2 separate regions of the Homo sapiens genome follow, and region 2 is linked to region 1. A link is a loop called in an ENCODE intact Hi-C map of the cell type or tissue named here. Cell type or tissue: ascending aorta. All regions are shown on one strand. Links, peaks and the distances in the headings refer to the core of each region. The heading gives the core; the rest is flanking DNA. Region 1 overlaps PRKG1 (protein kinase cGMP-dependent 1). Region 2 overlaps PRKG1 (protein kinase cGMP-dependent 1).

What was found. Hi-C counts contacts between places; a loop is a spot of excess contacts. Peaks named below come from ENCODE experiments on the same cell type or tissue, not always from the same donor. Only the 100,000 strongest peaks of a DNase experiment are listed, where the experiment ranks them.
Region 2: it touches region 1 in a loop (2.9-fold over the local background); 2 of 110 quality-filtered maps call a loop at or near these places.

Annotation. Positions count from the first base shown.
Region 1 is chr10:51,722,067-51,739,074 of GRCh38, reverse strand. The region is part of intron 3 of PRKG1 (protein kinase cGMP-dependent 1); the gene reads right to left. Among named protein-coding and RNA genes, the nearest start is that of CSTF2T, 31 kb to the right of the region's middle. In ascending aorta, for the core only: no CTCF peak of the experiment used is centred there; no DNase peak of the experiment used is centred there; H3K27ac peaks cover 4,095 bases.
Region 2 is chr10:51,775,300-51,792,307 of GRCh38, reverse strand. All of the region lies in intron 3 of PRKG1 (protein kinase cGMP-dependent 1), which reads right to left. Among named protein-coding and RNA genes, the nearest start is that of CSTF2T, 84 kb to the right of the region's middle. In ascending aorta, for the core only: no CTCF peak of the experiment used is centred there; no DNase peak of the experiment used is centred there; H3K27ac peaks cover 2,022 bases.

The DNA.
Region 1 (17,008 bases), core at 3,291-11,290:
TTGTTAAAAAATAAGTATTTCAGGACAGCAATATTAAACTAGGAGCATTAAACAAGTAACATGGCCCTTCTAAATGTAGAGCCCTATGTGCCTACATAGAATGCACATCTAGGAAGCCAGCTCTGCTAAAGTCTTTCATAGTTGCTTATTTTTGGTCCTAAATACAACTTGAAGCTAACTTAGAAGACAAAACAAAGAGAGGAAATATTATCAGTTTTACAATTCACAGCATTCACTATCAGGGAGTGCCATGAAAAATTATCAGAATCACATTAGAATAGAATTTTAACTTTAAAAGGGGGGATTGAAGTTTATTTCATCTAAACTGTTTCATTTCTCAGTCCAATAAATGGAGTCCCAGAGATGCTATGATTTGCCAAGGGACACAGATTGTGGTGAAGATCAAGGTGAAATTAGAGCCCAGTCAGCTCATTCTCACCAGAATATAGACTAATAGGAGGTCTTTCCTCCTCTCATAACCTATCTACCTCCCATTCCCTTCCATCCATGTAAAACAGCAAACAAAACAAATTAGCAAAACATTTTTTGAATGTTTAGAATTTGTCATATATTGTGCCACACATTTCATTCTTGCAACTGCTTCATGCAGGAAGAATTATTACTATGCCCATCTTAGAGAAAAAGAAACTTACAATTACATAACTTGCACCATGCCATACAAATAGAATTTGAACTCAGGTGATGTGACTTGCTCTTCTATTTCCAATCTTTCCTTCTGTTCTCCTAGACATGGATCCTACAAACGTCCCTTTTGAAGGACTAAACTGAGCGCACAAATTTAGAAAACAAAAAACTCTAGGTAATATCTATCTGGTACATCCTCTTCACTTTACAGTTAAAGACACTGAGGACTGTAAGAGGATATATAACTTGAGAAGATCACCAGCAAGAAACAGGCAACGTTTGACCAATACTCTTATTTTCATTTCCCCCAAATTTGCTGTGTATCAGAATAATCCTGGGAGCTTTTAAAAAATACAGAATTCAGCCGGGTGCAGTGACTCATGCCTGTAATCCCAGCACTTTGGGAGGTGGAGGTGGGCGTCAGGAGTTCGAGACCAGCCTGGCCAACATGGCAAAACCCTGTCTCTACTAAAACAAAAAACAAACAAACAAAAAAAAATTAGCCAGGCGTGGTGGCATGTGCCTGTAATCCCAGCTACTCAGGAGGCTGAGGCAGGAGAATCGCTTGAACCTGGGAGATGAAGGTTGCAGTGAGCCGAGATGGTGCCATTGCACTCCAGCCTGGGCAACAAGAGTGAAACTCCATCTCAGAAAATAATAATAATAATAATAATAATAATAATAATAATTAATAAATAAATAAATAAATAAATAAATAAATAAAAATATAGAGTCCTAGGCTCCCTACCAGACCAGAAGTCCAGATTTCTTGAGATCAGGGCAGGAACCAGAAACTTTTCTAATAGCTCTGTAGATGACTTGCACAAACCAGGCAAGCAACAGTCAATGAACTGCAGTGAGAGTCCCTGTCCGACAACATCCAGTCATTCCTTCGACACCAGTGAAACCTACCCCTTTATGTAATGGGAAATACAACAATGTGACTCCCTGCCATTTAACGTCTCTCAATTAGATTGAAAGCAATAAACCAGGCAACAACAAAATCAGTGCTTTAACTCTCTCCAATCTGTTTTGAGTAGATAATAGGCATTTTCAAGAAGGATGGGTTGAAAGAACAAGAAGAAGCAGAGACACGCTCTTTAGAATCATACCATGAACGGTAAGAAAGCGTTTGAGCTACATCAGTGTCTAGTGGGCATGTGAAGCAGTAGCTATATGGAAAAACAATTGGCAGGGGAAGAATGTGGGAGTGGGGGAAGATGAAAAGACCATAACTGATTTCTCAAGGTAGCCAGAAGGCTCCCAGACTTCTTTATTCAAATAGTAGTTCCTTTAGGTACACAGTGGTCAAATTTGTGGTGGTTTTTAGGCTGAAAGTGTACTTGATAATAAACTTCAAATATACCTGTTTGTAAATAATCTTTAAAAGTTGTTAATAATCTAGTTAATAATATGTAAGCTGAAGTATTGAAGGATGGTGAACTGATAGCTGCAATTTACTTTGAAATGTATCAAAAGTAAGATGGATTTATGGGCCAGGTGGTGTGGCTCACATCTGTAATCCCAGTACTTTGGAAAGCCAAGGTGAGAGGACTGCTTGAGGCCAGGAATTCAAGACCAGCCTGAGCAACATAATGAGACTCCTTCTCTACAAAAAAAAAAAAAAGTTAAAATTAGCCAGGTGTAGTAGTGGCGCACCTGTAGTCCTAGCTACTCAGAAGGCTGAGACAGGAGGACCGCTTGAATCCAGGAGGACCGCTTGAAACCAGGAGTTCAAGATTACAGTGAGCTATGAAGGCGCCACTGCACTCCAGCCTGGACAACAGAGGGGAGACCCTGTCTCTTAAAAAAAAAAAAAAAAAAGTAAGATGGATTTATGGATGAATAGGGTGATGGATAACTATGTGATAAAGAAAGTATAGTAAAATGTCAGTGGTAAAATCTAAATTGTGTGTATATGAGTATTCACTCTAAACTTCTCTCAACTTTGCTATATGTTTGAAATGTTTCATAATAAAGTATTGAGGGATGAATGTGTTTAATAAAAGTATCCAACTGGGCACAGTGGCTCACGCCTGTGATCCCAACACTTCGGGAGGCTGAAGTGGGAGGATTGTTTGAGCCCAGGAGTTCGAGACCAGTCTGGGCATCATATTGAGACAGCATCTCTATTACTTAAAAATAATAATGATAATAAATAATTTTTTTAAAGTAGCCAATGCCAGATGACACTATGTCCACCACTTGAGAACTTTTGAAACAAAATCAAGAAATAACTCCCAGTCATGGTGACTCACGGCAGTAATCTCAGCACTTCAGGAAGCCAAGGCAGGTGGATCGTTCGAGCCCAGGAGTTGGAGACCTGCCTGGCCAACATGGCAAAACCCCATAGCTACAAAAATACAAAAATTAGCTGGGCATAGTGGCACACACCTGTGGTCCTAGTTACTCAGGAGGCTGAGGTGGGAGCATTGTGGGAGCCCAGAAGGTCGAGGCTGCAGTGAGTCGTGCACTCCAAAAAAAAAAAAAAAAAAAAAAGACAACTTAAAGTTGGAGGGAAAAATAAATAAATAAATAAATAAATATACATATATATATATATATATATATATATGCAGTCAGGCCCCCTGCCCCATATCCATGGGTTACACAACCAGGGATAGAAAACATTTGAAAAAAAAATTGCCTCTGTACCAAACACATATAGACTTTCCCTTGTCATTATTCCTAAATAATGCAGTATAACAACTATTTACATTTTGTATTAGGTATTATAACTACTCGAGATAATTTAAAGTATACAGAAGGGTTGGCATAAGTTATGGGCAAATTTATGCCATTTTATATCAGGGACTTGAGTGGATTTGGTATCCAAGGACAGTCTTGGAATAATCCCCCCACAAATACTGAGGAATGCCTGTATATTTCTTGTGTTTCTTTAAGGCATGATTCCTCAATTATTGGTATCCAAATGTCCTCATTCCCTTCTGGGAACCATGAAAAACAGGATACTGTAGAGTTTCACACATTAAGATGAGGAAAATCCATTTCTTCCCACAAAAGGCAAAACTAATTGGCATAGAAAATTACCATTTACTCCTTGTTAATAAATCCTAATGCATTACCCATAAATAAAACATACATCAAGCTCAAATGACAATTCCTGATTTCAGTTCTAAACCAAGGACTTAGAAACTGAACTCTGCGCAAGGAATTTTCACTTCTCCACATTGACCCTAGAAAGTATTCTTCATAAAAGAAACACATGTAGCAAACAATACATAAAGATAGCTAATCTGTCTGGAAGTGAGCAATTTGTTTTTGCGTGGTTTCCATTTCCATCCCCTAACAGATGTCTTCTAGGGCACAAGGATGGGATGGTAGGTGTGTGCTCTCCTGTTTTGTCTTTATAATTCCTACCTAATTCCCTATCTCACTCTGCTTCTTCAGAGCCCGGGATTTTTATTGAATATCTCCAGAAATCCTCCCACAAATGAGAATGACCGGTACTTTCCTGCAGAATCCTTCACTTAACCCCTGAGCATATAACACACTATAGATGGGACCTTATTCTTTTAAATGAGCCTATATGTTTCCATGGCTGCTGCTTACTAACAATACAAATAGAACAATAGCCCATTTTCAGATAAGACTGAATTCTTTCCTCCTTTTAAATTACTATTGAACTTTTCAGTGGAGTAGAAAAACTGTGACAGCTGCTGCAGATTTATTCTGTTTTGGAAGAAGCCAGTGTTTCCATACCTCTTGGATTATTTCAGTCTGTGTTTATCTTGACCTACCATCCCTTAGTGAAAAATTGGAGGGTTCTTTAGAAATATTTATTTTATTTTCACGATCCCTCAACTAAGAAGGAACCAAACTTTTTAGTATCCATTTACTCCGTATTGGACATTCCTTCTCAAGGCCTACATTTGGGGCAGCGTTACACTGATCTCATTGTGACTTCTAAATTCAGTTCCTTATTCAACAAATATTTATTGTGTGCTCTTGGGCCAGGTATTATATAGTCACTGAAATAAAAATAAAATAAAATAAAATAACAATATCTCTCATATTTAATTCACAGTTTAAAAGAGGAAGATCTGTAGATAATTTCAGTGTACAATGAGGTAAGTTTTGCTCTAGTAGTATGTTTTCACTTCTAACCTTATTTTAAATAGTTCTTCAAATAGATGCAAGCCATTATCACCCAGCATATTTTAACATTTTTAAAATGCATACCTTGATCATCCCCAATATTTATAAGGGCAGGACATGAAATTGAATGAATGTTGACAATTTATCAGTCATATAATGTTATTCACTGAAGGAAAATATTGGTAATTTTTAGGTTTGGTTTAAGATGCCAGGAGCAAAAAAAATAATAATTTTTTTTTAAAAAAGCTAAAATACTTTTTTTAAAAAGGTGATCACAAGAACCTGTTATAGAAACATTTTGTTTATTAGAATGCCAAGAATTAAATACAGAATAATAACACTATTTAATAGCTGGAGTATATGGAGTTTTTTCCTAATAATAATCTAAAATTTTATATTTTTTAACTTCAGGTATGCAGAGTTCTAATTAACACCAGAAGTTCAAACTTGAGAACACAGAGAAGAAAAATAATATATAACTACTGAGGGTCCCAAGGTACTCAAAATATTCATTGCGACAATTGCAGGATCAAAAGTGCTAGCATCATGACTGTTGGCAGCTCACCCATTACACCAGCAATCATATCCACTTATGGCCGAGCTCAGTATTGATTTGCTTACAGTGCTCTATTCCTATAAGACCAAAACTTCACTTAAGCCTGTTATTGGAATTCTTTTTATCAAATCATCCTCAACAAAAAGTACTTTCTGATATTTAGACTCTAACTCTTAAAGATACTTGAGGGAGATCAAGTGATCACTTACTTGCTTTTCAACTCCATCTTATATAGAGAAAAAAAGCAAAGTGTAAGATAATAAATTTCAGATCATTGGTTCAGATTTATTATTGATGTTACTATTAGTTGGTTCAAGACGTTCCTATTAGTTGGTGCAACTAATAGTATTAATAACATCAAGAAGAATCCTGTGGAAAACTGTATCAACCACCCCCACACAAGTTCCTAAAAATCTTACAGCCATCTAGGGTTTTTCTTCTGCATTCCAGAATTTGTCTTGAGTTTTCAGTATATGATGACTCAGGTGTTAGGCTTCTGAAAGTCACTTCTGCTATGTGTGTTTCCCCCTAAAGTTCATATATTGAATCCCTAAATCCCAGTGTGATGGAATTTGGAGATGGGGCCTTTGAGAAGTAATTAGGTCATGAGGCTAGTAGTGCCTTATGATGGGATTAGTGTTTTTATAAGAAGAGACAAGAGAAAGAGGTGTGTTTTTTTTGTTGTTGTTGTTTATTTTTTATTTTTATTTTTTGTCTCTCTCTCTCTCTCTCCTCTACCATTTGAGGACACAGCCAAAGGGTGGCTGTCTGCAAACCAGAAAGAGATCCTCACCAGAACTGGACCATACTGGCACCCTAATCTCAGAATCGAAGCCTCCAGAACTAGGAGAAATAAATGTATGTTATTTAAGTCATCCAGTTATATTAATTTATTTCAGCAGCCCAAAATGAATAAGACATCTCCCATCTAGTAAGATAGCCTAGCTTATAATTTTTATTAAGGTGAGATCTTACAAGTTTCAAAATCTATTATTTTCGTGGCTTGGTAAATTGGTTGTGTTTATTCTTTTTGCCTTCAATTTAGCTATCAACTCAGCAAAATCTAACTTTCAGCACCACTCAACAGAATCTGATTTCGTTAAGATCCTTAATAATTTCTAGTTTCCAAACAAAAATAATTTTTTCTTCACTACTATTATTAGATATTATTAGGAAGGAACTTGATCATGCATTCCATATCAAAAAAGAATTTCACTTTCTTGAATCTCACCGTTCTTGCTCTCTGTATACCTCTCTGACCATGTTTCTGTTTTTGTCGTGGATTTCCACCCCTTTATTAATCGTTAGATGTAAGTGCTTCTAAGGATTCAATGCTTAATATATGTTTATTTACTATCCTTTCATGTTCTGATGGAACCTGTTATGACCTAAATTGTGTTCGCCCCCATACCTCACACTGTGACTGTATGTGGAGACAGGGCCTGTGAAGAGGTCATTGAATTAAAATGAAACCATAGGAGTAGACCCTAATCCAACTTGATTGATGTCTTTATAAGAAAAGGAAATTTGGGCCAGGTGTGTTGGCTCATGCCCGTAGACCCAGCACTCTGGGAGGCTGAGGCAGGCAGATCACTTGAGCCCAGAAGGCGGAGGTTGCAAAGAGCCAAGATTGTGTCACTGCACTCCAGCCTGGGCATCAGAGTGAGACTCTGTTTCAACAAAAACAAAAGGGAAGGAGGGAAGGAAGGAAGGAAGGAAAGAAGGAAGGAAGGGAGGGAGGGACGGGGGCGGAGGGGGAGAGGGAGGGAATTTGGACACAGAGAAAGACCCCAGGGGGCCATGCACCCAGAGGAAAGACCATGTAAGGACACAGCAAGAAGGGCAGCCATCTGCAAGCCAAGGAGGGAGGCCTCAGAAGAAACCAATCCTACTTTAAACACCTTGACATTAAACTTCTAGCCTCCAGAACTTTGAGAAAATAAATTTCTGTTTTGTAAACCACGCGGTCTGTGATATTTTGTTATGGCAGTCCTAACAAACTAACATAGCTTCCAAATCTCTCTCTCCAAATCTAAACTTCTCCTTTGAGAGACAAAATTATATATTCAATTTTCTGATGCACATAGGCATACAGGTTACATACACAAAAAACACTTTAACTTGACCTATTCTTATTCAGATCTATCCTTGTATATTAATTATTTTCTCTTCTTGATGGTTTGTCTCTAGAAAACTAAATACTGGAAGTCCCGAATATTTTAACGGCTAAATTTTCTCAAGTCTGGGCTTCTTTCTTCAGGCCTACTAATACTGTTCTAGTTTGTGAAAACATTTCTAAAAATGGCCTATGAAGACAAATTGCAGCAGAAATACCAAGGGTGGGGGAATATTAAAAATACAGACACCACTTTGTTTCCATTTTTTTTAAATTTAAGAATTAACGGGCTACCATCTAATCCAGATCATTTTTTAAACACTTTCAATAAAAACTTTATTCCCAAACTTGAAATCCCCCATTTCTGCTAATGTTATTACTTTGGGAACATTTCTTCCAAAAACCAGTTAACTGAATTGATATTAGTTCTCAATATAAGACCTTATCAGAAGTGGGTTTTTTGTTTGTTTGTTTGTTTGTTTGTTGTTTTTCTTTGAGACTGAGCCTCACCCTGGAGTGCAGTGGCATCATGTCGGCTCACTGCAACCTCTGTCTCCTGGGTTCAAGCAATTCTCCTGCCTCAGCCTCCCGAGTAGCTGGGATTACAGGCACCCACCACCACACTCGGCTAATTTTTATATTTTTAGTAGAGACAGGGTTTCATCATGTTGGCCAGGCTAGTCTCGAACTCCTGACCTCAGGTGATCCACCCGCCTCGGCCTCCCAAAGTGCTGGGATTACAGGCATGAGCCACTGCGCCCGGCCAGAAGGTTTTTGTAAGTTGAAATACATTAATAGTCTCCTCCTCCTGATCATATATCTGTTATTCTTTTAAATTTGAATAAACAGGTTTAATTTTCCCTCTTTAAAAATGTTGCCTCCCAGGCAGTGCTGCAGGAAGGTTTAACTCACTTTATCTTCGTCCAAACTGGGGTTACATAGATTGTGACCAGAATTTAACTAATACTAATAATTTTTTGTCAGATACGTGTGTGTATTTGATAGATTGCAACATAAAAAATTATTGTGGGATATGGCCAAAAAACTTGAAAGCCACTAGTTTAATTTATTGCAATACATACACAGTTTCTACAAAGTACGCTTACATATGAATTCTGGAAGCAAGCCAGGGGGGAAAAGAAAGAAAAAAAGCTATGTTTTTCACCCATCCCACTTCACATGAGTAAAGAACTCTCTGCAAGGTCAAAGTCTAAAATGCGTTATTTCTAGTCCCTTTCTTCTCAGTCATCAGTCAAACTACATTTTCAATTGTCATTCATGTTTGCACTTCATTACTTTTGAAGACCAGAGTCTTTGTAACATATTAAACAGTAAAAGCCATTAAGCCAGTACAAAGCAATGCAAAGGCTTGAGGCTACCAAACTTTAACTATTAGTGCTCTAGGTTGAGAGGTCTGTGCCCTCGCCTGAGGGCACATCCTTGCAACAGCCTCTGGAGCATCAGCTCCAATTTTACTACAACTGAAAACACTTCTATTCTCAGACTCAGATTTCATTTTCACCACAAGGGAGTTCTTTTTAAAAAGAGACTCTAGTTGTCCAAACCCATATAATGCATAACACCACAAGTGAACCCTAATGTAAACTATGGACTTTGGGTAATGACGGGTCAATATAGGTTCACAGTTGTAACGAACGTACCACCGTGGTGTGGGAGGTTGATAACAGGGGAAGCTATGTGGTATGGGAGCAGGGAGTACATGAAAAATCTCTGGATCATCTGCTAATTTTGCTGTGAATCTAAAACTGCTCTACAAAATAAAGTCTAATAATTTTTTAAAAGGGGTATAAGTGCATTTGAAAACATCACTCATTCTACTTTTTCAGTAGCTGATGATGTAGTTTGAATTACCACGGCCTATGGCTTCTCAATTTTTCTCATCCTTTTTTTTTTTTTTTTTTTTTTTTTTTTGAGATGGAGTCTCACTCTGTTGCCCAGGCTGGAGTGCAGTTGCATGACCTCGGCTCACTGCAAACTCCGCCTCCTGGGTTCAAGCAATTCTCCTGCCTCAGCCTCCTGAGCAGCTGGGATTACAGGTGCCCGCCACTATGCCCAGCTAATTTTTGTATTTTTAGTAGAGACAGGGTTTCACCATGTTGGTCAGGCTGGTCTCGAACTCCTGAGCCCGCCTTGGCCTCCCAAAGTGCTGGGATTATAGGTGTGAGCCACCGTGCCCAGTCAATTTTTCTCATTCTTGACAGTGGCTTTTGGGTTATTTTATCACTCAGGTAAAGTGTTTAAAAATAAAAGGCAAGCTATCTTTTCACCTTTCCACTAGAGATAATAAACCCTAGAAAAATGTTTGAGTTATGCTGAGTTTACTTTGGAAACTTTTTCATGCTATTCTAGCCAAGCTTTGAACATGAGCATGAACTAGAATGAGTATGTGAAATACAGAAAAGTTCAGAAAGCTGAAGAGACTTTCTTGCATAAGACAAATGGACAGTTCACAACTGCCTAGCTGGAATCCTATACCATCTGAATCTTAAGGTTCTCAACATAGAGTAATCAACAGAGAGTCATCTTTCCATTTTGCTGATGGCCTTCCTCAAGATATGCAAAGCAAGATGTGTCTTTGCTGGGTTGGTAGATTTTATCCCTCCCTTTTATTTCTGTGCTAAATAGTAGATGATCATAACTTAGTTTCAGAAAGAAATAAAATGGCTTTCTAAGAGATTTGTAATTCTGAAAGGGGAATAAAGTTCATATACGATTCCAAAGTACAACATATTTAACTACATTTTAGATCTGGAAAATGTTTCCATCTTTGCCTGCATGTTGACTTGTGACACACTGGCAACTTGTTAGCCCCCTTGCCATAATGAAGCATCAATATTTGATACCTGCACTTAAAGTACACCTAAGCTCCTGGAAGTTTCCTTTCTCATCATTCTATTCCATAACCATAGCACTCCGACCTTTTATTTGTCACTCTGTAATTACAATAGCTGATACTTATATAACACTTTTTATGTGCCAGGCACTAGTTCAGATGTATTCCATAAAATAACTCTCATTTAATATTTATAACAACCCTTCTGAGATAAGTACTCTGTAATAATATAGATTTCTTCCTGGCTTCTGCAATAGCCTGTGCATTCCTTGAGAGTGAGGATTTTGTGGTTTTGCTTCTGATTAAAAAAAAAAAAAAAAAAAAAAAAAAACAAAGAAAAAATGGAATTTTGCTATTGTTTGTTGTAAAGAGCACATTTTTAAAGATGCTAATTTCAAAGAAACTTCTGTTTATTCAAGACAAAATGTGAAGCATTTTCCATAGATTTATAACATTTCCTAATTCATTTCTTTTTGAAGTTTATTTTTAAAGTAATTTGGGGGCATTATAGGCAATATCTTAGTACAGTTGCAAACAGAAACAGAATCAATTACTTTGCACTTTCTCTTGTCTGGGGGTAAAAAAAAATCTCAAATTTAATATATTTCTGAATGATCTATGAATAGCAATCTATAGCTTATACATCAAGTTTCCCAGGTGAAGTGTGCTATATTATATATAGAAAATCTTCTGTGCGCATGACCTTTTTTTTCTTCTGTGTGGTTTAAATTTTAAACTCTGAAGGAGGTACTATTTTTGAAATAGGAAAAAAGTCAACTATTCATTAAAGCAAGACTTCCAAATTGCAGGGAAGACAACTCTCATTTCTGCTTTTCATTTTTGTTACAGCAATTTGGACAGAAGTATTTATCTCTTGGGGCACACGGTCTTCATTTGAATTAAGTTTCAAATTGGGCCACTGTATCAATGCATACATATTAATGAATACTCTTTTAGACTTCAATATATTAAAATATAATAACTCCCTTGGAACTCTTAATTTCAAAAGGCAATAATATAGGTTTAAACAGTCATTTACCCCTCATCCAATTCCTCTGCTAGACTACATAAATCTTATAGTCAGCTACCAGCCTATTGAACTACTCTCCGGAGATATGAGTTAAGATATAGGGTACAGACTTAAGGTACTGCCTCTCTGTTCATCTGGGAATATTAGGGCTTCATTTAAATAGTAGAAATTTCTGTGCTAATGGCCAAAGCAAAACATTAATGTCAACGGAATCCCAGGTTTAACTCGGAGAAATTTCTATGCAGCTGGCAAAAGCAAAACATTAATTTCAATAGAATCTTGGTTTCACTCGATAGCAGTCTGCTAAGAGTGACACATTGACCCCTTTCTACTTATCAGAAGATGGTTTGAACCGTAATTCCAATAGACACAATCCTGAGCACCATAATCCTGAATGCTGAAGTCCCAAGACATCAAAATTCCAAAAATATAACTCTGAGAAAAGTAAAAAAAATATATATATATATATTTTTTTTTTTTGCAATGGGGTCTTACTGTGTTGCCCAGGCTGGTCTGAAACTCCTGGACTCCAGGTATCCTCCCGTCTCAGCCCCCCAAATAGCTGGGACCACAGGTGTGTGTCATCATGCCTAGCTTAAAAAATTCTTTAAAAGACATTCGTTTACATTTTTAAAGAGGAATTTATTTGAGAAGTCCATAAAAATATGTCAGACTAGGCCAGGTGCGGTGGCTCATACCTGTAATCCCAGCACTTTGGGAGGCCGAGGCAGGCGGATCATGAGGTCAGGAAATCGAGACCAGCTTGGCTAATATGGTGAAACCCTGTCTCTAATAAAAATACAAAAAAAAATGAGCTGGGTGTGGTAGCGGGTGCCTGTAGTCCCAGCTACTTGGGAGGCTGAGGCAGGAGAATGGCGTGAACCTGGGAGGCGGAGCTTGCAGTGAGAGGAGATCGTGCCACTGCACTCCAGCCTGGGCGACAGAGCGAGACTCCATCTCAGAACAAACAAACAAACAAAATATGTCAGACTACTTCATAGGCATTCATTCAATAGGCATTAATAACAAATATATTTGCAAGTATATATACCCAGTTACGTTAACCATGGTTACATGGGTACAACAACTATGAACAGACTATATTCATAAGGAAATTGGTAAAAAGTGCAATGTATACACACATATCACAGTGGCAATTGTGTGCACCCGGCTTTATAACTGTGATCATCTGAAATATCGTGACAGACAACCTGAGTCATCTGACAAAATTTATCAAAAACCATGATGGTCACTACTGCATATGCAGCCACCCAAATAGCTGAGAGTTTAAGAAATTTTATCTTTCACAAATGCAGATGCACAAGAGGACATCTCTTCATTTATTGAGGAAGTTTCAATGGTTTTACATACATGCACAATGCTTACACAAAGTCAACATTGTGATAACACTCTTTTGCAAAGTCAAATTTGCCAAAAATGCATAAAATGAATTAGAACTCTCTAAAAGTCTTTACAAAATGTATGCCTCCAGTATTAGAAAGGATGCAAAACTAAAATACATAGCATAGTGATGTGTAAAAGGATAATGCTGATGATTTAAAATAGTGAGGGGAAAAACAAACTTTAAAAAAAGACCTCAAAACACCAAAAAAGAAAATTTGACAAACAGTATTACATTATGGGAAATTACACAGAGGTAGTGTATAAGAGCTAGTCAACTTTCATGATCAACTATATTTTGAAGTTTTGCATTGTGATGAATAGCTGTTTGTTTATTTTCTTTTAGGGCATTGCTCACCTAGGAGAATATGTTTACATTCATGTTCTAGTGGTGCTGCTCTTTTTGAAATTCTTTGGCCAGGCACGGTGGCTCATGCCTGTAATCCCAGCACTCTGGGAGGTCAAGGCAGGTGGATCACTTGAAGTCAGGAGTTCAAGACCAGCCTAGCCAACATGATGAAACCCCATCACTGAAAAAATACAAATACAAAAATTAGCCAGGCATGGTGGCATGTGCCTGTAGTCCCAGCTACTCTGTAGGTTGAGGCAGGAGGATCGCTTGAGCCCAGGAGGTGGAGGTTGTAGTGAGCCGAGAGCATGCCACTGTACTCTAGCCTGGGCTACAGGAATGAAACCCTGTCCCCGACCCCCACAAAAAAAAAAAAGAAAAGAAAAAAGAAATTCTTCTATGATTCCATATCCACCAACATAAGCATGCTCTATCGAATCTTCCCATCTTCTGTGCCATGCTTCTATTTTGTTTTGGGTATGCAGAAATCCATTAAGCATGGACTCATATACAGGCCACAAATTTGGTGGAAACAATACTAGTGATTGACCAAAGGAAAAAAAAAAAAAGTTGCCTAAGTGTCTTTTTACCCTACCATGCACATAATTATTTACAAACTAGTCAGTAACTTCACTGGCTTCTTCAGACAAATGCAGCTTTAATTCATTCAAATCTCCTAAAATTCCATCAGCTGGAAGGAAATGGCCAGTGCAGACACCTGAAACATTTTTAAACTGAAGTTTTCGTTGTTGCCATATCATGTGGCAATCCACACATCTGAATTTTTTGCCATATGCATTGGGCTGAATGGAGAAAACAAACTATTGGTAACACCTTGAAATTCACTTTTAGAAGCCTTGATTGTACCTAATTCCAAATCTGTCATTATGGTTTGGGGATTCAATTGTAATTCATTTTCTTCTGCAAGTCCACCAAATCTTCAAATAAATGTTTATAAAGTGCTTGATTTTTTCCAGTCATTAAAACATAAATGAGGCCAGGTGCAGTGGCTCACGCCTGCAATCCCAACAGTTTGGGAGGCCAAGGCAGGAGGATTACTTCAGTCCAGGAGTTCAAGACCAGCCTGGGCAATATAGCAAAACCCTATTTTTACAAAAAAAAAAAAAAAAAAAAAGTACAAAAATTAGCCAGGCATGGTAGCACTCACCTGTAGTTCCAGCTACTCAGGCTGAGGCAGGAGGACGGATTGAGAGCCCAGGAAGTTGAGGCTGCGGTGAGTTGTGATAGTGCCACCGCACTCCAGCCTGGGCAACAGAATGAGACTTTGTCTCGAGAAACAAAAACCCATGAATGAAGCCAGGCACGGTGGCTCTTGCCTATAATCCCAACACTTTTGGAGGCCACAGCAAGAGGATCACTTAAGTCCAGGAATTTCAAGACTAACTTGAGCAATATAGTGAGACCCCATCTCAATTTAAAGAATAATAATCATCATTATTCAAAAATTTAAAAGAAGTAAATAAGTTCTAGAATTTTCAGATCCAATAAGGGCATGAATTAGGCAGAGTTGATAAGAAAAACAGTAGGGACGGTTTTGAAAGTGCCATCCATTGGCCAAAATGAAGCATGCACTAGTTTGTCTATGATAAATTTAGTGGTAAATATAGGAAATCTATCTTCTTCCAAAGTCAAATCCCTAACCAAGAATAGTTCACCATCTATGTACATTATAATCACGGGAGAAACTTCCATATCAGCAAATATATTTAGTGCAGAAGGTCACTGAGCCTGTTGAATTATTTTTATCCTATGACAAAAGGTGTTTTTGGAAAGCAAGCATGGTCCTGTGTGTAAAGAGACTGATAGTGTACACAACTGAATAATTTGGCAGGGGAGATTTCTTGTATTTTTCACCTGCTTTTTTACCCCCTCTATGATCTTTGAAATACTGGAAATATGAGGGCAGATCTTCCCCACCTAGTCCACTCAGACACACACACTAATCTCCACATCGACACACCCGTAATAATGCTTTACTGGGTTTACAGGTATTCTTTTATCCAGTTAAGTTGGCACCTAAAATTAAGTCCACAAGTCCACCCCTTATCAGTTGAAACCCATACGAAACTCCTTAAACCATACTTAGTTTCCAAATAAAGACAATAACAAGATAATAGTTTCACCTAACATGATCCAACTAATATGATGCAACTATTCTGCAAACAACAGAAAATACATTAATTTCTTCTCCAAAATTCATCTTTTAGGATTTCAACATTTGAGGTTTTAATCTTCTGGAGTGTGATTTTCAGGATTTTTTATGTTAAATATTTTGATCTTTCAAGGTTGCAGCATTCAGAATGTTGGTGTTTGGGATTTTGTCTTGGGATTGACTGGCACCATCAGATAACTTTTTCTTTTTTTTTGTCATGCTTTAAGTTCTGGGATACATGTGCAGAACATGCAGGTTACATAGATATACACATGCCATGGTGGTTTGCTGCACCCATCAACCTTTCATCTATATTAGGCATTTCTCCTAATGCTATCCCTCCCCTAGCCTCCTACCCACTGACAGGCCCTGTTGTGTGATGTTCTCTTCCCTGTGTTCATGTGCTCTTGTTGTTCAATTCCCACTTATGAGTGAGAACATGTGGTGTTTGGTTTTCTATTCGTGTATTAGTTTGCTGAGAATGATGGTTTCCAGCTTCATCCATGTCCCTGCAAAAGACATGAACTCGTCCTTTTTATGGCTGCATAGTATTCCATGGTGTATATGTGCCACATTTTCTTTATCCAGTCTATCATTCATGGGCATTTGGGTTGATTCCAAGTCTTTCTTATTGTGAACAGTGCTGCAATAAACTCAATTAATCAGGATTATTATAATACCTTGACATATCTACCTTTCAGACAGAAAGTGGTATGGTGACCACTTATGACAAAAACATCAAATTCAGTTTAAACAGGTTAACATAATTTTCTCAATAACAAAAGAAGATAAAAGAGCCAAAACCTGATGTTATCATACTTTCATGAAAGAAAACTTCTAAACAAAGGGCTGGATGAGCCACAGAGAACACGTTCATTTGGGTAAATCCTTCCACTTGGAGAGAGATCAAGTAGGCAGAAGAATTCTACCTGTTTATTTTACATGGATTATGAACTTTTCTGCGAGACTGAGATTTAACATTTAATCAGTCCTTTAGCAGTGAGATAACTCTCTCTTGTATCTATAAATGCTTTTATAATCCTTGACTATCAACATTGAAAAATGTAGATAGAATTCTAAATATAAATATATGTATTTGTATGCTTTCTTACTGCTCTACTTGTTCCATGAAAACAAACTATGGTTTTCCAGTAAGAATAGATGCCTTAGAGCCAGAGATAAACTAGGTTTAAATGCTTTCTTTGCCATAGAGGTGAAATATTTTGCCTCTCTGAATGTTGGTGTAATACATAAAATAGGCACAGCTCTGTTTAGATCATAAGGTTATTGCAAAAGATGAATAAATTTTCCATGTAAAGACACTTATAAAACAGTAGATACTTAATAAGTATCAACATAATATAAAACAAATAAATATATATATGATAAATAAATATAATCATTCAGGAAGTTCCTTGTGGACAGGAATGGTGTTTTATGTTCTCCATACTAAGTAAGGCACCAGGTATGTTGTCATGCAAATAGAAGGTAAATTGTCCACAGTTTAAATTATAACAATACAAATCACATGAAAGATTTTCAGAAGAAAATTGTGATGGCAAACAGCCATAATTGAAAACTATGTTGTTGTTTTTTTTTTTTTGAGATAGAGTCTTGCTCTGTTGCCCAGGCTGGAGTGCAGTGGCACGATCTCGGCTCACTGCAACCTCCGCCTCCCAGGTTCAAGCAATTCTCTGCCTCAGCCTCCCGAGTAGCTGGGATTACAGGTGCCTACCACCATGCCCAGCTAATTTTTGTGTTTTCA
Region 2 (17,008 bases), core at 5,127-13,126, 51 kb before region 1:
AAATAAGTAGATTTCTGTGTAAATCGGTTATAAACACGGGATCAAGAGTGAAAGGAGGAGTCAAGAAGCCCACAGATAATAATAGAGTTATGAAGATAAAAATGCTACAAGTTCCCTCTTATCAAGAATAGTAAAGATCACACAATCACTTGTGAGCTGTTTACAAAGAAACACAATTAAGAAAGTGATAAGCTATTCCAAGCAGTCCTACTAGATTGATCTTTCCAAAGCACTATGCTAATCCCATCATTATACCCACCAAACATTCAATAGCTTCTTCCTACTGCCATAAATAAAACAAAATCTATTCATCTTTACATTTAATTCACGTCTCTAATTAAGAGTATCTTCCTAGCTTCATCTCCCATAATCCCTTAAACATAACATATTTCAGTCAATGGACTGAATGCATAGTTTCCAAATCCACCCATCCTTTTCCTGCCATCAGGTCTTTACTCCAGTTATTTTCCTCTACCTACAGCAATCTTAGTAGTCCCTAAAGGCTCAGTTCAAAAGCCACTTTGTCTATGAAGACTTTCCCATTCACTTCAACTAGAATTTTTCCCCCTCTAAATGTCTGCAACCTTCTGATTGTGTCTCCTTAGTGACTTTTGCCACTATACCTTGCTTCATAGTTATTCATATACCTGAGTTATATCGGCTTCATAGTTATTCATATACCTGAGTTATATCGGTACCATATTCTACTCTGAGATCTATGATAGTTCTAAAGTGTTCAGCAGATGTTTCGGATTAAATAAATGACTGGGTTAAAAAGGGGAAACAATCTGTGAAAAAGATTAGAAATTGAGGACAGTCATCCTGTATAAGAGAAAGGGAAAAGTCAGTAAAAGACCTAAAGTATTTGATGGGTTTATTAGACTTCAAGTAAATTCAGAGGAGCTGTTTATAACAGAATTAAGGGCTACCCTGAAGTCAAGAGTTAAGAGATTTATTGCAAACATTTTATAGGCATTTTTGAGACCTTACTATGTGCCAAGAACTATACCAGGAACTGGTGGTATGAAGATAAACAAGATACAGACCTTGCTCTCAAATAGCTCCTAGTTGCTACAGGCTAACTTTCTTTACTTTTCCTCTTTATTTATACACTCATATTTTTCTTTATTTTATTTTTCCATCTTAAGCTAACAGCCTTAACTATTCCATCTCAAATGAAATTTGAATGAATCGACCAGATAGTGTTTCTGATGGATTAAGAGTGATTTCCTTCTAACTTGTAAAGTACAGAATTAAGACTAGTAATTAGAACTTATAGGGTTGCCTATTAAGATTCAATTTAGAGACAAAATGAGTATAGCAATGGTTGAATCTTGTGCTAAGAAGTTTTCCATTATAGGAAGTGTTCAAGTAGACCAACTAATAAAATAACAGAGACAGGATTACTGAATTGGATGGTAAATTGAATTGGATCATCTCAAAGGAGCAATTGAACCATAACATTTTACAGAAGCAAAAGGATCAATGCAGAGAGGAGTGAGGCATACAGCTATATGATTGAGTATATTCATGATAGTTATTTTGAAGTAACTATGAGGCATTATACTAAAACACTGATGGTTTAGAGACAGACTCTACATCAAAAGATCAGATGTCTAGAAAAAAGGTGATACCACGTGTTGACTTTAATAAAGGAAATGGTGTCTCATAAGATCAATGCTCTATGAACAAATTTAAAGACTCTAGGGGATTCAAAAGAAATAAAGGACACTAAAAGTCAATAATTTGGAGTTTGTCCTGTTTAAGCATTTTGACTTCACCATACAGGAGTATGTGGCTTTGGGCAATTAATTTAAGCTTCCATTATTCTCTTTTAGGAAACAGATATCATAATGCATGCCTCATGAAACTATTCTCAGATATGAGTGAAATAACTCATGGTGGATACTCAGCATGGCACCTGACACCTAAAATATAATCCATTCATTTATGTCTTTTAATGGTATTACCATCTTATAAGTACATAGGAAACAGAGAACAAATTAGCACTAACATATTGGGTAGTGACAATGAATTCTAAGAGAGTCAAAAAAGAAAGAACAAAAGTTTAGAGTAGTCATGCAACTGGCTCACTAGCTCTGAGGAATAAAAGAAGCATTCTGGTAAATTGCATCCAGATTTAGACAGGCTGCAAAGTTAAGAGGGAAAATTAAAGAATGACTGAGGCTGGGTGTGGTGGCTGACGCCTGTAATCCCATCACTTTGGCAGGCCAAGGCAGGCAGATTACTTGGGGTCAGGAGTTCGACATCAGCCTGGCCAACACGGTGAAACTCCCATCTCTACTAAAAATAGAAAAATTAGCTGAGCGTGGCAGTGGGTGCCTGTAATCCCATCTACTTGGGAGGCTGAGGCAGAAGAATTGCTTGAACCCAGGAGGCAGAGGTTGCAGTGACTCGAGGTGGTGCCACTACACTCCAGCCTGGGCAACAAAGCAAGACTCCATCTAAAAAAAAAAGAGAGAATGACTGATATTGTGTTAATAAGGTGGCAAAGACAAGAAAACTGGCATACAGAAGCACAGAATTATTTGAAGGCAAGAAATGTATCATCTTGTTCATCTTTGTCTTTTCTGTTCCTGGCACATAATAAAGGCTATAAATGTTTGCTGAATGAATAACTCATACATATTCCTGTCTGGTGCTCTTAGGCATAAATGTCTCCTAACTCTTCATTTTAGGGTAGCCCTTAATTCCATCATAAACAGGCCTCATATAATTCAATTGATGTCAAAACCCAGAAACATTCTAGAATCAATAATATTAAACAGATGATCTGTGATTTTTTAGAAAAGGAATCAGAGGCTGAGTGGCCATTGACTAATGAGATCCATTTGCAATAGGCTCTTCAACATGTAGGAGGGTCCATCTCACATCAGTGAAGCTCCAAACACCTCACATTTTGAGATTCGGTCAAAAGCTTCAGCCTCTGGCAAGCTACTGAGATAGAGTTTGTGGCAACCCTCTCATGATGACACAATTTCCTGCAGGTGGGCCATTTTTAACAGTGTGCCTACTTCAAAAATATCTGCACATGTTTGGTAAATGTCATTGCACATCTGTGCATAACAACAGATTTTGGCTTGAACCTCATTAGGAAAATGAGTATTACATCTGTAAGTCCTTTTGTCAGTTGGATAGGCTGTATCCCTAAATACTACACCAAGATGCTGACAACATATGCTTACATATTTGCTGAAATTCAAGCAAACATCTTTAAAAAGTCATGCTAATAACCATTCCTTACAAGTTAAACGATGTGACTTTAACTCAGAAACATTATTAAAATGTATTCTCCCAAAGGAGGGATTTTCCTTTTCCTAGTCAGTTCTTAGAATGCTTCTCTTTCTGCAAACAGTGTACATATGCCAGAAGCCATATATTTGACATATCCTTAATTAATCTCATTTCTTGAAGGGAAAATGAAGCATCAAGATTATATGTCTATTAGCCCCCTGCTGTAACTCTCCTGCAGAGCTCACTGTTGACATGCTTTAGAAGTTTCCATTTTTGTCATATACCTCTACATCACCTCAGTTCGCTGCCACCTTAAGGCTAGACTCCACAGCCATAATTTGTGAACCCTTTCAAGTTCTCACTAAATATGAAAACAATGTTTCTATCTAGGTCCCGTTAAGAAAGTATATGACAAGGCTGCTTAAAAGAAACAGATGGAATACTATTTGGCGTTTATTTTCTAGGCGCTAGTAGACTTTGAAATAGAAATGTCCCATTTTGGCCCATTTTCTCTTTAGTAAATTATATGTCATTCTCTAAGTTTGGCAGAATTCTGGGAAAAAAATCACCAGGAAAAGGAGCTCTCTAACAGCCTTCTCTGCTGGCAGATGACATCAAGAAATGTCAAGTGAGCTCAGCTGTTTTACATTTTCAAAATTGTCTGCTTTGGCACATTATGAGAATGCCATTTTCCTTCTTGTGATTTTTCTAGTCTGGAAGACACATAGTGTTGCAAAGAAAATTGATCATTCAACAATGATTAGAAAAATAAGCTGTAATTGACACGAATGCAGAGGTTGATTGTATGATTATGCAATATGAAAACTGATCATCCTTATTTACACAGGTGAAAGACACAGTGGAATCTGTATTTTACAAAAGGATCACTGGTATCTTCCATAGGAAAAAAATCTGAATGACTTCTAGAAAGATTCTGTTTAAACACACTAAACATACTCCTTTTTCATGCATTGAGCATTCTCTCCACACAATAGCACCAATTGTGAGTGTACAACACAATGATACTCAGAGTGTTATCGAGTCTCCCTAATGACTTGCTCAACTACATAAACCCAAAGGTCGGTTGACACATTATTCACCTTTCTCCTCCAGTCCTTCCATCAAATTCCAGTTGTAACTAAGTATGTTTCTCTTTGTGTCATCTCCTCATGCCTGCCTCACCTCATAGGTAATAAGCCTCAAAACTGAGTTATTCTGAAGGTTGATTGTAATAAGTAGTTTGTGAACTTTTGTTTTTTAAAATAAGAGCAAAAGATAATATTTAATAATTGTTTTGATAAGAACTTCCCAAATTCTGACTTTAATAAACTCTGCCCTTGGTTAACATAATTGCGCCAACTCCTTCAGCAGGGAATGGCAGACCAGGGATAGTCAAATATTTGCTCGCACCATTTGAGAATGTATACTTACTAAATGGAGGTGAAGATAGGTATAAATATACACAGCAGAGTTACTTCTAAACTCTTAAGCCTGGCCACTACTGAGGCTTCCATGGATGTGTTGTTGTTCTGCCAGCAGCATCTCTTCCTTGGGGAACTACCATGCTGGGTAATGTAATTCCAGTGCCCAGTCCCTGCCCATCCCTGGTCCTCCTTTAAGTATGATTGATTAAGTTACATTGTTGCTTAGACTAGATTGAATCTGGTCTCTGTCTCAAGCCCATGAAGGGGTCCTCAATACCTTACATATTGCTAATTCTGACATAAGCACAGGGCTCTTATTTATATATGCATAATACAGAAAGGATAATAAACTCTGAAAGCTTGAAGCCATTTGAACAAAATTTGACAATTTTCATAGGGCTTTACTTAAAAGGCTTTAACTTTTTGAAACAATACTTAGATAAAAACAGGTTACAATTCAATTTTATCAGTAGACAAAAGGCTTAGAGGGATTAACTTATTTTATGAAGATTATCCAACCAAAGGTTCAGCTATAGAGCTCATCTTCTGTAAGTCCTTCAAGGACATTCCCAATTCATATCACATAATTTTAACCACAATGACCAAAAATGTTCAGATCAATATTTTACTGATTTAATATTTATATTTTCTAAATCGTAAACCTGGAATGCATAACCTTATACACAGTAAATTATTTTAAAGGCAAATTACTTAAGGATGGACATATTTCTAGAAATCTTAAAGCAGTCTGACTGAATTTCTTGAAAGTTATGACTAAGTGGTAAGGATCTCAAGACACTAAGTAGAAACATTAGTAAGTGTTGATACAAGAAGGAAAATACTAAGTCACAAGTAAAGCTTGAAAGTAATGAAATATTTGTTCCACAATACATATTTAGGAAATATTAAATGCCAAGTAATATAGCTATGACAGTGAGCAAGACACATATATTTCCTCTTCTAAAAGTTTGCAATGGTTTAGTAGAAGAGAGATCAATAAAGAAAGCAATATCAATATAGTGTGGTGAGTGCCAGGCTCAACTGACGTATTCAGAGTGTGTGGGGAGCCTCCCACAGGAACATCAAACCTAGCCCTAGTGGTGAGGGAAGAGTTCCCCATGGAAAAAGTGCTTACAGTTAGGCCTGGAAGAGGAGGAGCTACACAAGTGAAGAAAAGAAGGCTGGTCAAATTCCTGATGCAAACAAAGCTAGCAAAACCTTACTTTATAACTCTAGAAATAAAAAATCCTATTTCCTTATTTCCTTTTATTGAGTCCCATCCCCAAAATCAAGATACTCTTTATCGAGCTCAAGGCCACACACTCCTAAAACATATCCAAGGCGTCTCACCACTCAGCCGAGAAATAACAGATCCACCAGCCTAGATTGCTCTACTGCCAAATGTTCTATCACCTAGTCAGCAATTTAGTAGATCTTAGCCAAAAATTAATAAGTTATCAACAAACTTTCCACCTTCTCTGACTTCATTGATACTGTTTATTCCATTCTGATACTTCACATCTCTAACAATTGACTCTATACATTCTGGAAATAATGTTAGCTACAGATTTACAGGAATTTCAGATCTATTTTCTTGGGCATAACTAATGCCACCTGCTTCAAAGATGCAGCAAACTCTGAAAGGTGGAGACAGTACAGCTCAGGTTCTATAACTCCTATGTCATTACTAGCTACAGATGCGTTATTATGTTGTATAGACAATACAAGTTATGATCTTAAGTAACTATTGATCTATTTATCTATATTGGCTGAATGAGATATCTCCCAGTCACCGACAAAAGTAGTAATGAGTGCTTTCTTAATCATACTATGTCCTTATCAATTTGGTTTTATGTATTTAAACATGGCGTGAGACCATCATGTTTATTCAAATACAGACATGTATTGAGCATGGCATCATGTTGACAGGAGCCATCAGCTGAAGTACACCTTAGTTCACTGTAGACTCTACTATGCAGAGTTGGCAGATAATCAACAAAATCTGCCTTGATTCTTAATGTTACTGGTATCTTGTCTCCACTTAGTATTGTGAAAAAGGAATGTAAAATCTTCAACGTCAATCAATAATATAATAGATAGACATTAAGTTGTTACAAGTTGCGTTCAAGTAGAAAGCCAGGAATATGTTTTAGGATTCCAATTTTGTCATTCTGTTTTTCTTTTTACCAGCTCTTCAGCTTCCCTGATCAGTGTTTTCCATACATTTTGTTTTTCTTTTCTTGTTATTCCAACCAGGAAACAGTAACAAAGAACAAGAAAAACGTCCATGGTCAGGGTTATGCCACAGTAACAGTGGACAGAGGTTTATGCAAAAGACAAACATGGAAACCTGGAAACACTAGAGGTTATACTCAAAATCACTCCTGATCTTCCCTTCACATTTCATGCACTGGTTCCCACTGACCAATTCTCAAACTTGAGAATGGGTAGAGGCAGGAGAACAAACTTAGTCTTTTTAGGATATTTATTAAAAAAAAAAAAAAGAAGAAGAAATCAAGAAGCTATTTCTAACGAGGACTTGTTATGTTCCCAAATATCTTAATATAATAACAATCAAATTGCAATTTTATGGCCTAAAGAAGGAAGAAAGAATAACAACCCTAGTAAGCAACTTGGATTCTAAAAAAAATGAGAAGAAAATTTATTTTAATTAGTCATAGTCTTTACACTAATTGCTCACCTGTCACAAATTAGCCTTTTTCCATTAATAATACACTTGGCCTTTTAATATTAAAAAGGAAAGATGAGAGGCAAAAACAAAAATGAATGTAATTTTTTATTCCAAAAGCTATGATTATTTTTCAAGCTAAATTTATTGACACTAATGAAACCATAGAGTCATATTTAGATTTAGGGAACTGTTTCTTATTTCCAGGGAAGGAAGTTCAATACTGTAATCATATTGTAGGTGAATGCCTGAATAAAGCATGTAGACTAAGGGTAGCTTATCAGAAGTAGATACAGTCACAGTTCAATTGGGTTGCTCCAATAACTAGCAAAGTGACAATCATTTCAGGATTTACACCAAATATAAAACACACTGGAACTGATTTTTTTCTTAAACAAGTAAAAAACTATTCTGGTTTCCTTAGAAATGTCCCAGGGTAAAACTATTCATCCTTTCTGGCAGGTAGAAGTTGTTGTTTTGTTTTGCTTTTTAACTTTGAAAGAGATGACCAACGTATGCTTCTGGTTTAAGAACACCAGAACACACACGAGCTGATGCTTAAAATCCAGTGGGACAGCTACATATGTGTACTGCATTGAAATACCATGAGGAAAAAGGCATTCCATGGGCAATTTTCAGGAAGGCTACTCATCTCCACGCTAGACACAATGGCATAAAGAAGAGCTGAAGGGCCCAATCCTGCATGCACAGCATGTATTTAATCTTTATTAGAACACAACTAAGAGACTCTGCAGGGCCGCTGAGGAAATGATTGCTGTGGAGATGGGGAAGTCAGGGGCCTGTCAAAGGGCAAACTCAGCCAGAGCAGGGAAAGAACATATCAGTCAACCAAGCAAAGGAAGGCCTTTCACAAGGGGAGTGTTAAAAGCAGCAACCAAATATAATGAAATGTCAAAAGGGATGGAGAAAGAGTTAACCAAGATGGCAAGAGGGCAAACCCCAGAGCCAACCCTTTCCAAAGAATTAGCCACTTTTGCAAGAAGCTGCTACGTTCCTATTTTTAGGACTGTGGCTTGTTTTCAATGAAACAAGTTCACATCACACACTTTCCTATACATTTATAAACTGTCTCAGTTGCAAAACAATGTTTTTATTGAAGGCTCTATGGTGAAGTATAATTAATAATATTCAAATATTGTGCTGTTTCAAAACTTAGGCAGCGGTTCTCAAACTTGAGAGGTAATCAAAATCCCCTGGAGGGTTCTTACAACACAGATTACTGGGCCCCAGCCCCCTAGTAGGTCTTGGCTGGGGCTTAAACACGTACACACTTAAATTCCCAGGTGGTGTTGATGAATGCTGCTTGTCCAGGATTCACATTTAAGAACCATTGGTCTGGCTGCGTGCAGTGGCTCACACTTTTAATCCCAACAGTTTGGGAGGCCGAGGCAGGTGGACTACTTGAAATTAGGAGTTTGAGACCAGCCTGGCCAACATGGTGATGAAACCCCACCTCTACTAAAAACACAAAAATTTGCTGAGCGTGGTGGGGGACGCTTGTAATCCCAGCTACTCATGAGGCTGAGGTAGGAGAATTGCTTAAATCCAGAAGGTGGAAGTTGCAGTGACCTGAGATCATGCCACTGAACTCCAGCCTCAGGGACAGAGTGAGACTCCATCTCAAAAAATAAATAAATATTTTTAAAAAGAGCCATTGGTCTAAGGAAAATGAATAAGCTTATATAATTTCATGCCAAAGCTTATAACTGGACCATGAGGAGCAAGAGCAAAGAGAATGTCTTATTTACTCTTTTTCCAACATATTCAAAACCTGAAGGAAAATCAGGAGGCAATTTAATTAATTGGGGTAGAATAGTTTTATTTTGTTTTTTTCTAAAAGAGACTTTTTTTAATACTAAGAGTTTTCGATAAGTGTATCACAAACTTAAATGTACATATGAATCACCTGGCAATCTTACTACTGTACAGTGAGAAGCAATACGGCACAGGCGTCAAAAGACAGGACTCAAGAGTTAGGCTACCTGAATACAGGTCTGTATTAGTCCATTTTCACGCTACTGATAAAGACATACCCAAGACTGGGCAATTTACAAAAGAAAATGGTTTAATTGGACTTACAGTTCCATATGGCTGGGGAAGGCCCACAATCATGGCAGAAGGCAAGGAGGAGCTAGTCCCGTCTTACATGGATGGCAGCAGGCAAAGACAGAATGGGGAATATGCAAAAGTGGAAACCCCTGATAAAACCATAAGATCCTGTGAGACTTATTCACTACCATGAGAACAGTATGAGGGAAACCACCCCCAGATTCAGTTATCTCCCACCAGGTCCCTCCCACAACACATGGGAATTATGGGAGCACAATTCAAGATGAGATTTGAGTTGGGACACAGAGTCAAACCATATCAACGTCCAAGCTCTGTCACTTACTAGCTGTGTGATTTGGGGCAAGTTACTTAACCTCTCTGTGCTTCAGTTTCATCTGTAATATTAGACTAGTAGAAGTACCTGCCTCGTATGATATGAAGATACAGTGCTTGGCACAGGTAAGTATTAAATAAACATTACCTGTATACACAAAGAAAGGGGTCTGATGTGCTTGCATTCAAGCTATAATAATTGTGTACAGATCTCCTTGGCTCACGAGGCTACAACCTGATAACCCATGGTAAGTTGAAAATATTGTAAGTCAAAAACGCATTTAACGCCCTGATAAACCCATTGTAAAGTCAAAAAATCATAAGTTGAACCCTTGTAAGTTGAGGACCATCTGTATTTGCTTTTTATATATTCTTTAAAAGTGCTTAAAGTTAAGCAGTCCTTGTTTAGGATGAGAGAAAAGTGTCTGTATAAGATTAAATATTAATACTTGATTTAATAGAATTCTTCATCTCTCTATTGCTATTGCATTTTTTACAATACTTAAGACTTGCATATAGAACAACCTTGCCCCTTCAGATTTCGATACTTTTTTTTTTAACATCTAAGGCAATACTGAACTAAATACAATGGGTGTTGGGGGCTGAAGTGAGGGGGAACGTGATGATGAGGAGAAAGAAAAAATTAATAAGTACTTTGCCCAATATTGCAGACATAACTGATGGTGAATGTTCACATATAACTATTTACTTGATTTGTTTGTAAAAGGGAATTACAGGGACTTCTAACTCCCTCTGGATTTCTCAAGGACAATAGTTATTACAGACATAGAAACATACTTGCTACAGCCTACTTTTCCTGCCCCTCTCCAGTGGACAGAAGTAGTGCTAATTCCAGCTGTGACTACTTAAGAGTGCTTGTACTAGCTCTTGTTTTCTAAAGGGGAATATAAAGCTTTGGCTGAATATCTATAAAGGGGTAAAAACAATTTTCTGTGAACAGTATAAAAAGATTTTTCAGAGACCCAAACCATTGCTGTTATGATGGTACACTTTGCAATGCTTGTCTGCTTCCAAATGTCGGCACAGTGAGACTGTTTTTGTGAGGCTGTCAACATTTTATAAAAAGGTAATCTGGGATAACTGTAGAGGCCTAAAACTGCACTTGCTATAATTTCCCTCTTGCCTTTGGGGAAACAGCCTTTCTTAAAATGACAACATAACACGAAAGCTTTGTAACCAATGGCTTGTTTACGCCTATACTATTCATATTTGGGATCATGAGTATAAATACACATGCAGACCCAAAGACATTTGATGATTGAAATGATCCAGATGTCTGTTTTTTGTTTTTGCTTTTGTTTTTGTTTTAATATTTGTAAAGCAGAAAGGGCATTTGGCCCTGGGGAAAAATAAAAGAAAATTATATCAAAAAGTGGAGATTTTAAAATTTGTTTTAGCAACAATTATTCTCTAGATAGAACACAGTAATCATTATGAATATCTTAAACACCACCCCATCCAACGAGACATTTCTTTCCCAATACGCCATTTCCATTGTCTTTAGGATATATAAAATGACTTCAAAAAATTCCAGAATTTTAAGTTCTGCAGTTCCAAGGATGATAAACATTTCTTTCAAAGGCTTAACGTTTGCTCTTATTCTATGTCAAAATTTTATGTGATGACACCTGTTTCACATGAATAAGAAAAAATAGGCCATCTTCTTGGTTTACAAATGGAATGCAACATTTCCTGCAAATAAATAACCAGGAACAAACTTAATGACCTTCGCAGTTTTATTGGAAGAAAATTCCCCAATCATCAGCTACTGTATCATACAATCTGTGGTCAAGTACAATATCCAGCATCAAATTATTTAGCTAAGTAAAAACAAGTCTAACAAACCAAGTCAATCATGGATTAATTTGAGGAACTGGTAACACAGAGACAGACTCAATTATAGGGTCCAGAAATGATTAAAAGTTACTTACGATTTTATAAATAAGAATTACAAGTTATGTGGTAGCTTAAGACTATTGGCTGCATAATGTTTGCTTGATCATGTACATGAGCATGTATTTTAAATATGCATTTTAAAGTTCTTTAGAATGTTTTTAAGTCTTTTTGATAAAATACTGAAGACAGAAAAATATGTGATTTACCCAGAGTCTTCCAAAATTTATTTATTTATTTATTGTTCAGCATCCAAATTGTATTCCAGTTTGTTGAAGGTTCTTTTCATTCTAGTATAAAACCCAGTAAAAATCACTGTGCCTTATGAAGAAAGTATGTAGGGAAAGGAGGAAAATTCTACACTTAAAGTTCATCTCCCACTATGATGCTCAGTTCAAACACTACTCAACCCAAAGGTAAGACAGGGTACAAACTACTGCTTATTTAAAACCCACCCCTAACAGCAGACTATGTTACCAGAAAAAGTCTACCTATTTTATAGAATCAGATTACGCGGTAAGTTTTTCTACTCCTTTGTAACTAAAAGAACAGATTATGCCAAACTCAAAATGGGAGATTCAGGCTAAATCAACTAGGTCATCAAACAGAGGAGACATCAAAACCAGGCTCACTTTAGCCCTCAACCTTTTCTGCCAATCAGAATCTTGGATGGAAAACTATTTTAAAAGCCAAAGTAGTTTTTCCCCAGGCAATTCAGCTCATGGACATTGAGCAACATAAAATGAAGTAGCAAAACATCAAAATCAATAACCAGGAAATGACTATGGTAGGCAAACCACAGTAAACCCCAATTTAAAAAAGAAAAAAATGTCACCAGTCGCTCCTTAAAAACATTCAGAATGCAGAGCCAGGTCACAACTGCAAACAGCCATAAGCTCTGCAGGAGACAGCTGAGAAGTCATTAGCCAGGTGCCATCAGAGCTAAATGGGCTAGGTGGTCCAGGAGTTAGGGTCTTCTCTTCAGCCATTTCTGTTCATTCAGGGGAGAAGGCCTTTCAAGGACTCAGTAGGTTGTGTGGTGTAGTTAATTTTATCATATGATTTTTGGCTCAATAGCAAATTTTCAAATTAAAGGAAACATACTGTTTTATGAAAAAAATAATAATCTTTAGAGTCAGATATACTTGGGTTCATATGCTGACTCAATCATTCACACTTAATAGTAGTGGGTTGTCCAGGAGACTTTACATTGGGATTTGGATTTGGCTGTCTTTGGTATCTCCCAGAGGCGTATAAGCATGAGCTGATTTGCTTGGTAGACAGGGGACCCACAAGGAAAAATTCGTGTATTGCTGCCTAAGACAAAGGACAGGAAAGACAGAAGATCTATTCTCCAAGTAGGGTTGTCATAAAGTTTCAAATAAAATACCAAACCATATAAGGAATTCTTGTAACCAAGTACCTAACAGGATCAAGAGTACATTGTACATGCCTAATGAATGAAAAACGGTATTCAGAAACATACCACTTAATGGGTGGTTCTTTTATGGAAATATAGGGCAAATACTGGACTATCTGGTTAAAACATGGATACCTAACAATCCCAACCTTTTCTTAAAGTTCTGTTCCTTCTGTTTCTCCATCTTCATTCTGAGAAAACCCGAATACCTCTTTTCCAGTGCAAAAGAAAAACCAACCATCTTTTCATATTCTTTTCAAAAAACACAAAAACTATATAAAGATTACCAGCTTATTTCTAGTAGAACAGCTTTTGGCTTTATTAATCAAAATATGTAGGGATTTCTCTCTGAAGTACTGACATCCGGATTACTTCATTAAAGTCATCACTATCCCAAGAACAAGGAACAGATATCCTGCTTGTCCTGACATCTCTCAGAAGAAGGAAAAACTTTCCCACAGGTAAATATCATATCTACTCTTACAGCTACAAGATTATTTCTGGAAATTTATAAATTATTATGTTTGTTTCTGTCTCCAGCCACAGAAGGTTCAGAAAATGGAAATCCAGTCTTATATCACTCACCACACATTTTTTGTGGAATTTAAAACTAAGAATAATTCACTCTTTAAAATTATGTTCTCTTCTTTTAAAAATTAATTTTTCTTCTACCAAATGGAAAGCTAAATTAACCTGAGCAAAATAAAGTAAGGCATTAAACAGCATCCTGCATCCCCCTGCATTCTGCTGCCTTAGAAGCACCCAAGGGCAGCACCCAAAGTAGGAACACAGCTTTCTGCTGCTGGTCAGTAGCACTGGTAGCAACAGCAGGCGGCATCTTCAAATAATTTGCCAATTAGTCAGTATTGAGCAGGAGATCACAACGACCTGAGAACATTTCTACGTTCTCAGAACCCCTATAAAGACCTAATGGGAGAAACATCACCAAAATGTAGGCTTTCATGCCTGGTGTTAACTCCTATATCCTCACAGTCTGGCAAAATGTGGCACATTCCAGATTATATATCTGTTGAGGCAGAACCATGGGGAGGCTACCACGACAGGAACTGGAAATGTCAAGTTATTTAATCGTAAAGCTTACACTGTGAAGAAACAATGTACTGTTGAAAAAGGCACAAGTAATCAGAATTAAGATAGAACAGTCATCAGAAGCAATCAAAATGTCTTTCAGGAGGCAATGGATATGTAAACTATGGTACAACCAAACAATGGAATATTACTCTGCACTAAAAATAAATGAGCTATCATGCCATGAAAAGACATAAAAGAAGCTTAAATGCAAATTTCAAAAAGAAGGAAGCTAATCTGAAAAGGCTATGTACTATACAATTCCAACTACAGTATACGACATTCTGGAAAAGGCAAAACTATAGAGACAGTAAAAAAATCAAGGGTTGAGGTTGGGAGTGATGAAAAGACAGGGCTCAGAGAATTTTTAGGCCAGCAAAACTATTCTGTATGGTGCTATAATTGTGAACACATGTTTTACATTTATCCACACCCATAGAATGTACAACACCAAGAGTGAACCCTAGTGTAAACTATGGACTCTTGGCAATAATGATGTGTCAATGTAGGTATGTCAATTATAACAAATGTACGACAGTGGGGCAGGATTTTGATAGTGAGGGAGGCTATGCATGTGTGGGGGAAGGGAGTATACAGGAAATCTCTGCACATTCCTTTGCTGTGAAACAATTAATAGAACTACCCTAAAAAATAAAGTCTATTCAAAATAAACAGAATAGACTAATGATAGATGCACAGAATGCTATGTGAACCCAAAAGATGTGCATCCTATTTTGTGGGAATGAGAAGAAGCTTTCTCGGGAGGGAGGGTGAAGGGTATTTCCAGTACTTTCTAGATGTGTTACTTTTTATAACCAATCTGAATGTCAAATGCTTCTTCTTTGTAATAGACATAATAATGCATACCTGGCATTATTGTGAAGATGAAAGATTATTTCTGTAAATCACCTAATAGTGTCTGTCAAATAGTAGACACCAAACAGGTACTTATCACTATCTTACTACAGTACAAATTAGACTACTATTTTATCAGTCCATGGCAAAGTTGTACAAATCAGCCAATTAAAAAGTAAACTATAATGTTCTGTTTGCTATTCTGGGAGTATTAAATGAGCTAATCACAAGAATCATTGGATTATCACTCTAATACTTGTTTTTAAAACGATTACAATCTTTCTGTTAAATTATCAAGCAGAGAGCTTCTATAAGACTTCAAATGTCTTCCGTGGCATAGGATTTCCAAACATCTAAGACCATGTTTGCTCTTGCCTCATCATATAGTCTTCTAAAGTTTAAGCATTTTGTTTGTTTTGTTTTGTTTTGTTTTTGAGACAGAGTCTTGCTCTGTCACCCAGGCTGGAGTATAGTGGGGCCACCTCAGCTCACTGCAGCCTGCACCTCTGGGTTCAAGCAATTCTCGTGCCTCAGCCTCCTGAGTTACTGGGATTAACAGGTGTGTCCCACCACACCTGACTAATTTTTGTATTTATAGTAGTGACGGGGTTTCACCACGTTGGCCAGGCCGGTCTTGAACACCTAACCTCAAGTGATCTGCCCACCTTGGCTTTGCAAAGTACTGGGTTTACAGGCATGAACCACCATGCCCGGCCTATATTTTAGTAGAAAGTTATTCATTGATGAGGTGATCATTAACTTGCTTTGTCATTTAATATAAAAGATTCATTAATTTATACTGGGTCTTAAAATGTATTAAAAATAGTCGTCAGGTCCCATTACTATCTCACTAACCTCTGATTCTAATAACTATCCCTGTATTTGTAGCTATCTATTAGATTTTTTGGTACAGACATCTTAACAAAAAGGTGTGCATTTTGCATTTACTCTAATTCTAGACAGTCACAACCACTAAGTGGAATTAGAAGACAAATACACTATAGTTCTCACCAACAAATATAATAGACAACTAAACTGTTTTACCTATTTTCTTTTATTTTTAGAAATATCTTAGAAAATAACATCATTTTTTGAATGTTAATCAGGGGTCTTTGGGTAGATAAACATTTTCCCCAGCATTACCAGGTTGTTTGCTCACAACCCACTGAAATAGGTACTCTTAATATTTTCTTTTTGTTTCAGTGGGGAAACCGACTGAGAAAGGTTGACTAACTTGCTGAAGGTCATACCATAATGATGTAGTTGGGGTTTGAACTAAAATAAAGAAAGGAATAACAATGGAAACAGAACGTGAGAAAATAATATAAAGGGTAACCATGAAGGAAAGACAGCAAATTATCAAAATTGAAAAATCAGGCTGGCGCAGTGGCTCACGCCTGTAATCCTAGCACTTTGGGAGGCCTAGGCTGGCAAATCTCTTAAGGTCAGGAGTTCAACACCAGCCTGGGCAACATGGTGAAACCCCTGTCTCTATTAAATTCAAACATTAGCCGGCCGTGGTGGTGGGTGCTTGTAAACATAGCTACTCAGGAGGCTGAGGCAGGAGAATCGCTTGAACCTGGGAGGTGGTGGTTACAGTGAGCCGAGATCATGCCACTGCACTCCAGCCTGGGTAATAAAGCAAGGCTTTGTCTCAAAAAATAAACAAATAATAATAATAATAATAATAATTAAAGAACTGGGCTTCCTCAACAATATGAAAGGAGAAGGCGCTTCCCTTCACAAAATCATCTACTCAGATTTGTGCAAGTCTTACAACATATTAGCTACCATATTTTTAAATTCAAAATGTCCATGTCATAAGCCCTTTCAAAGTAGGAGAAAGTTATTTGGGGAGCATCTATTTGAAATATTAATATAAGTAAGCTAAAGGAAGGTAAGCCAGCATCTTCTTCTGACTTGAAGTATTCTTAAAAAATAAAGCAATCTTTGAAGACC